2 separate regions of the Homo sapiens genome follow, and region 1 is linked to region 2. A link is a loop called in an ENCODE intact Hi-C map of the cell type or tissue named here. Cell type or tissue: breast epithelium. All regions are shown on one strand. Links, peaks and the distances in the headings refer to the core of each region. The heading gives the core; the rest is flanking DNA.

Evidence for each region. A loop is a pair of places that touch in the nucleus more often than their neighbours do. Peaks named below come from ENCODE experiments on the same cell type or tissue, not always from the same donor. Only the 100,000 strongest peaks of a DNase experiment are listed, where the experiment ranks them.
Region 1: it touches region 2 in a loop (20-fold over the local background); 5 of 110 quality-filtered maps call a loop at or near these places.

Annotation. Positions count from the first base shown.
Region 1 is chr1:61,819,591-61,822,507 of GRCh38, forward strand. All of the region lies in intron 14 of PATJ (PATJ crumbs cell polarity complex component), which reads left to right. Among named protein-coding and RNA genes, the nearest start is that of MIR12132, 25 kb to the right of the region's middle. In breast epithelium, for the core only: no CTCF peak of the experiment used is centred there; no DNase peak of the experiment used is centred there.
Region 2 is chr1:61,711,416-61,714,332 of GRCh38, forward strand. The region is part of intron 2 of TM2D1 (TM2 domain containing 1); the gene reads right to left. Among named protein-coding and RNA genes, the nearest start is that of TM2D1, 12 kb to the right of the region's middle. RefSeq lists a silencer at 1-119. In breast epithelium, for the core only: no CTCF peak of the experiment used is centred there; no DNase peak of the experiment used is centred there.

The DNA.
Region 1 (2,917 bases), core at 98-2,597, 110 kb after region 2:
AAGCAGCGTGGGGCGGCAGGCGGCGGTGGGGGGGCGCGGGTGGGAAGGCAGCTCCAATTTGTAGCATGTACCAATATCTGTGGTGTAAATACTCCCACCATGGCAGATATAAAGCTACCAAAATGGCGTCACTGATCAGTGAGCTGAGAGGCAATGCACAGTAGCGCTTCAATGCTGCAGGCTTCTCTGTAGGAGTAAGACTGTTTAATCACTTGTCCCACCTGCATTTAGCAACTAACCAAACCAAGCACTTCATGTGTCTCTTTCAGTTGTCCACCCCTCAGTGTTCTTTGAGTTCTGATAGAGAGTGTTCCTCTCTGTACAGATATAGTAGATATAAATCACTTCATGAACATAGATATTAGTAAAAGAGTGAAAAATAATTAGGAAGTGATGCATTTTGAGTACTTGTTACATTTATTTTTATTTTTATTTTACTGTATTTAATTAATTTATTTATTTATTTTTTGAGATGGAGTCTCGCTCTGTCGCCCAGGCTGGAGTGCAGTGGCACAATCTCGGCTCACTGCAACCTCTGCCTCCTGGATTCGAGGAATTATCCTGCCTCAGCCTCCCAAGTAGCTGGGATTACAGGTGTGCCCAACCATGCTCAGCTAATTTTTATATTTTTAGTAGAGACAGGGTTTCAGTTGGCCAGGCTGGTCTTGAACTTCTGACCTCAGGCAATCCACCCACATCGGCCTCCCAAAGTGTTGGGATTACAGGCGTGAGCCACCGTGCCTGGCCTATTTATTTATTTATTTATTTAGAGACGGAGTTTCAGTCTTGTTGCCCAGGCTAGAGTGCAATGGCTCAGTCTCAGCTCACTGCAACCTCTGCCTCCTGGGCTCAAGCGATTCTCCTGCCTCAGCCTCCCGAATAGCTGGGATTACAGGCATGTGCCACCACACTCAGCTAATTTTGTATTTTTAGTAGAGATGGGGTTTCTCCATGTTGGTCAGGCTGGTCTTGAACTCACTACCTCAGGTGATCTGCCCGCCTTGGCCTCCCAAAGTGTTGGGATTAAAGGTGTGAGCTACCACACCCGGCCTACATTTATTTTTATTAATTGTAACTTTATATGGTTTAATTTTAAATTGTTTAACAACTGGCTTGCAAAATCAGTGAAAATTTAGCAGTCTGCTCTCAAGCCAGTATAAGACCCAGCACCGCACTGGGGATGAGCTATGGTGGATCCACTGGCAACTCTTTGCCCTGTAGCATCTGGCTCATAAACAAGGAAGGAAGACAGTTGGCAGAGATGAGTGGTAAACTGTTAATACAGAAGCATTTCTCTGAGAGCTTTTCCTCACCTCCTTTAGATGTCCTGCTACATGACACTAATATCTCCTTAGCTATCCATACCCATGATTTGGTACAATGACAGGAGAATGAAGTGGCAGCAGTGAGGAAGAAAGAAAGCACAAGAGAGGGAACGGGAGGAAAAACTATCTTTTTTTTTTTTTTTGAGGCTGAGTCTCGCTCTGTCGCCCAGGCTGGAGTGCAGTGGTGCAACCTCAGCTCACTGCAAGCTCCACCTCCCGGGTTTACTTATGCCATTCTCCTGCCTCAGCCTCCCGTGCAGCTGGGACTACAGGCGCCTGCCACCATGCCCGGCTAATTTTTTTGTATTTTTAGTAGAGACAGGGTTTCACCGTGTTAGCCAGGATGGTCTCGATCACCTGACCTTGTGATCCTCCCGCTCGGCCTCCCAAAGTGTTGGGATTACAGGCGTGAGCTATCATGCCCGGCCGGAAAAACTATCTTAGCCTTTCATTTAGAGAACTAGAACATCTTCTTGCCAGAGATGGTCGCAGATCCTGAAGTGCTTAGTGGTCAGGAGCACTTAATTTTCAGGAAATTATCCCAGGGCTAGAAGTCCCTCATGTGCGTGTTGAGGTCTTAGTCAGCCAGACTCCTTGCCACTTCACATTTGTCTGCATGTCTATAGTGAGACAGAAGTGAGCCTCAGATGTTGTCTGAAGGAAGGCCTGTGGCACTCTGGGGACTGAAAGCAGAAGACTGAGGGAGGTGGCAAGCTCAGGGATAGAAGATCACAGAGAAGAGGAAGAGAGCCACATGGTAGATGCACTGCCACCCTGTGTAGGGTTTTCTCCTTATAAAATATAGTTCGAGGTAGGTCTGGTGTTTTTTAGGTATCAGACTATTGATACAGGAAATGCAAATCATCATGAGTACCATTTACCGTATTTGAGATTATAAGGCCACAATGAGAAATCTTTAGTCTGTCTTTGAAAGTCAGGGGAATGGAGTTTGGTGAATGCCCTTGACTGTTACAACCAACAAAGATGGGTGCAACTGAGACACTCATCTCTTTACTCGACATTGGCTAGAGTTTCTCAGCCCTTGACTCGTATCTCAGCCCATATGAATCCTCACAGACCTAGAATGGATAAACGATTGCCTTTCCCAAATCGGAAATGTTTTCACTTAAGTTGGCTAGATGGAAAAGGACATCTTAAATGAGGCACTATTTTTCATGGATTAGTTCAAATAACATTTAATGAGCCCATGTTTAGTGCCAGGTACTGTTCCAGGGCTGAAGTTATGGAGATTAAAGGTACAGACTCTGCATTCAGGTAAGGAGTGGAAGAGGGACAGTCAAGAGACTAGGAATTCTCAACATAGCGAAACCTCGTCTCTACTAAAAATACAAAAAAATTAGCCAGGCATGGTGGCGCACGCCTGTAGTCCCAGCTACTTGGGAACCTGAGGCATGAGAATTGCTTGAACCCGGGAGGTGAAGGTTACAGTGAGCTGAGATTGCACCACTATGCTTCTGCACTCCAGCCTAGGCAACAGAGCGAGACTGTGTCAGAAAAAAAAAAAAAAAAAGAAAAGAAAAGAAATTCTAAGCCCAGTATGTTGTGAGATGTGATGGAGATGTACAGAGGGC
Region 2 (2,917 bases), core at 219-2,718:
GAGGAGGGAGGACTGCTTGAGCCCAGTAGTCTGAGACCAGCCTGGGCAACATGGAGAGATCCCCATCTCTACAAAAAATAAAATAATTGGTCAGGCATGGTGGTGCTCACCTGTTGTCAGGAGGCTGAGGCAGGACTGGGAGGTCAAGGCTGCAGTGAGCTGTGATCATGCCACTGCACTCCAGCCTGGGCAACAGAGTGAGACCGTCTCAAAAAAAAAAAAAATACAAAGAGATGTGGCAGAACTTAACAGGCAATTGGTATGTAGCTATTTGGCTACCTGCCTTGGCACAGGGATAAAATTTATTGACTTTTGCCAATGAATTAATGTGACATCCTTTAGATTATATCTCTTGAAAATCTTCCATCTTGGATCATGCTTTTGATTAGTTATATAGTAGACAACTCAAAGTTGAGGTCAGCAAAAGTCTGAAATGTTGATATAAATTCTATGTCACTGAAAGGAGATCAACATGGTTTTAGATCACTAATTCTTTTTTTTTTTTAAGAGATGAGGTTTTGATGTTGGCCAGGCTGGAACTCCTGGCCTCAGGAGATCCTCCTGCCTCAGCCACTCAAAGTACTGGGATTACAGGTGTGAGCCACCATGATGTAACTAGCCCTAACTCAGTAAAATCAGTAATTCTTAACTGGGGCATTTTTACTCCCCAGAGGACATTTGGCAAGGTCTGGAAACATTTTCAGTTGTCACTGGGGAGCTGCTAGGGGCATATAGTGAGTACAGACCAGGGATACTCATAAACATCCTACAGTGCACAAGATAGCCTCCCCACAACAATGAATTACCCAGTCCAAAAAATCAATAGCACTGAGGTTGAGAAACCCTGCTATAGATTAGTCATCTTCAAAAAAATTCTGCACATATACCTGCTATAAATTAAATTTTTATAAACTATATATGCCCTCACACATTTAAACAGACATCTAAAATTTTTCAACATGAATTTAAATGGTTGGAAAAAATGTCATTTCCAGTTTGTTCATTTATTTATTGAAACCGAGTCTCACTCTATTGCACAGGCTGGAGTGCCCTGGTGCGATCTCAGCTCACTGCAACCTCCGTCTCCTGGGTTCAAGCAATTCTCATGTCTCAGCCTCTCCAGTAGCTGGGATTATAGGCACCTGCTACCATGTCCAATTAATTTTTGTATTTTTAGTAGAGATGGGGTTTCACCATGTTGGCTAGGCTAGTCTCGAACTCCTGGCCTCAAGTAATTCACCCGCCTCAGTCTCCCAAAGTGCTGGGATTACAGGTGTGAGCCACCGTACCCAGCCTCCAGTATATTTAATACTATCATGAAAATTAACATGTTATAGCACTCTTCAAAGTGGACTCTAAACACCACAGCAATTTCACAGCCATCATGATCCACTGGAGAACAGATATGAAAGAACTACTCTCTAAAATTCCACAATTTTACATCAATTTTAGGAAAGAGTGCACACTTAAAAGCTGAGAATTGGCTGGGCACAGTGACTCATGCCTGTAATCCCAGCACTCTGGGAGGCCAAGGCAGGAGGATCACTTGAGGTCAGGTCACCTGACCAACATGGTGAAACCCTGTCTCTACTAAAAAGACAAAAATCAGTGGGGTGTGGTGGCACACACCTGAAATCCCAGCTACTTGGGAGGCTGAGGCAGGAGGATCGCTTGAACCCAGGAGGCAGAGGTTGTAGTGAGTTGAGATTGCGCCACTGCACTTCAGCCAGGGAGATAGAATGAGACTCCACCTCAAAAAAAAAAAAAAGCTGAGAATCTAGGCCGGGTGCAGCGGCTCATGCCTGTAATCCCAGCACTTTGGGAGGCCGAGGCAGGTGAATTGCTTGCAGCCAGGAGTTCAAGACCAGTCTGGCCAACATGGTGAAACCCATCTCTATCAAAAATACAAAAAATTAGCCAGGCGTGGTGACATGTGCCTGTGGTCCCAGCTACTCAGGAGGCTGAGGCAGGAGAATTGCTTGAGCCTGGGAGACATAGGTTGCAGTAAGCCACAATCATGCCACTTACACTCCAGCCTGGGTAAGAGGACAAGACCCCCCGCAACTCAAAAACAAAAAAAAAAAAAAAAAAAAAGGAGGGGTCTGCAAAAGTATCTATAAACACAGGTTTTTTTTCTCAAAAAGCAGCTTTAAATCTTTTCATATCCTCAAGCCAGTAAGTAGATTAAGTGTGCCAGAAAGCACAGTATTACTAGATTGTAGATCATTTTTCTCTACAAGTATCTACCTTGCACTTGCTTAGTCTGAAGCTGTCACTTTCTTGTCATACAGCCTTGTGAGATCTTCCTGCAGATTATCTAAAATCAGGTCTTAAAGAGACAGTTGCAATACAAGACACTTATTATGATACCAGCTGGGGATATTTTCCAATATACCTTGCCTAACAGAAATGCACTGTTTTTTTGAGATGACAGGTTTCTGTACAAAACTTTTAAAAACCAAATATTTCTTTTTTTTTTTTTTTTTTTTTTGAGACGGAGTCTCGCTCTGTCGCCCAGGCCGGACTGCGGACTGCAGTGGCGCAATCTCGGCTCACTGCAAGCTCCGCTTCCCGGGTTCACGCCATTCTCCTGCCTCAGCCTCCCGAGTAGCTGGGACTACAGGCGCCCGCCACCGCGCCCGGCTAATTTTTTGTATTTTTAGTAGAGACGGGGTTTCACCTTGTTAGCCAGGATGGTCTCGATCTCCTGACCTCATGATCCACCCGCCTCGGCCTCCCAAAGTGCTGGGATTACAGGCCTGAGCCACCGCGCCCGGCCAAAAACCAAATATTTCTAGGTGAGTTGAAAATGCCTGGTAAAAAATATTAAAAACTAAAGAGCCCTGGATGGGCGCAGTGGCTCACACCTGTAATCCCAGCACTTTGGGAGGCCGAGGTGGGTGGATCACCAGGTCAG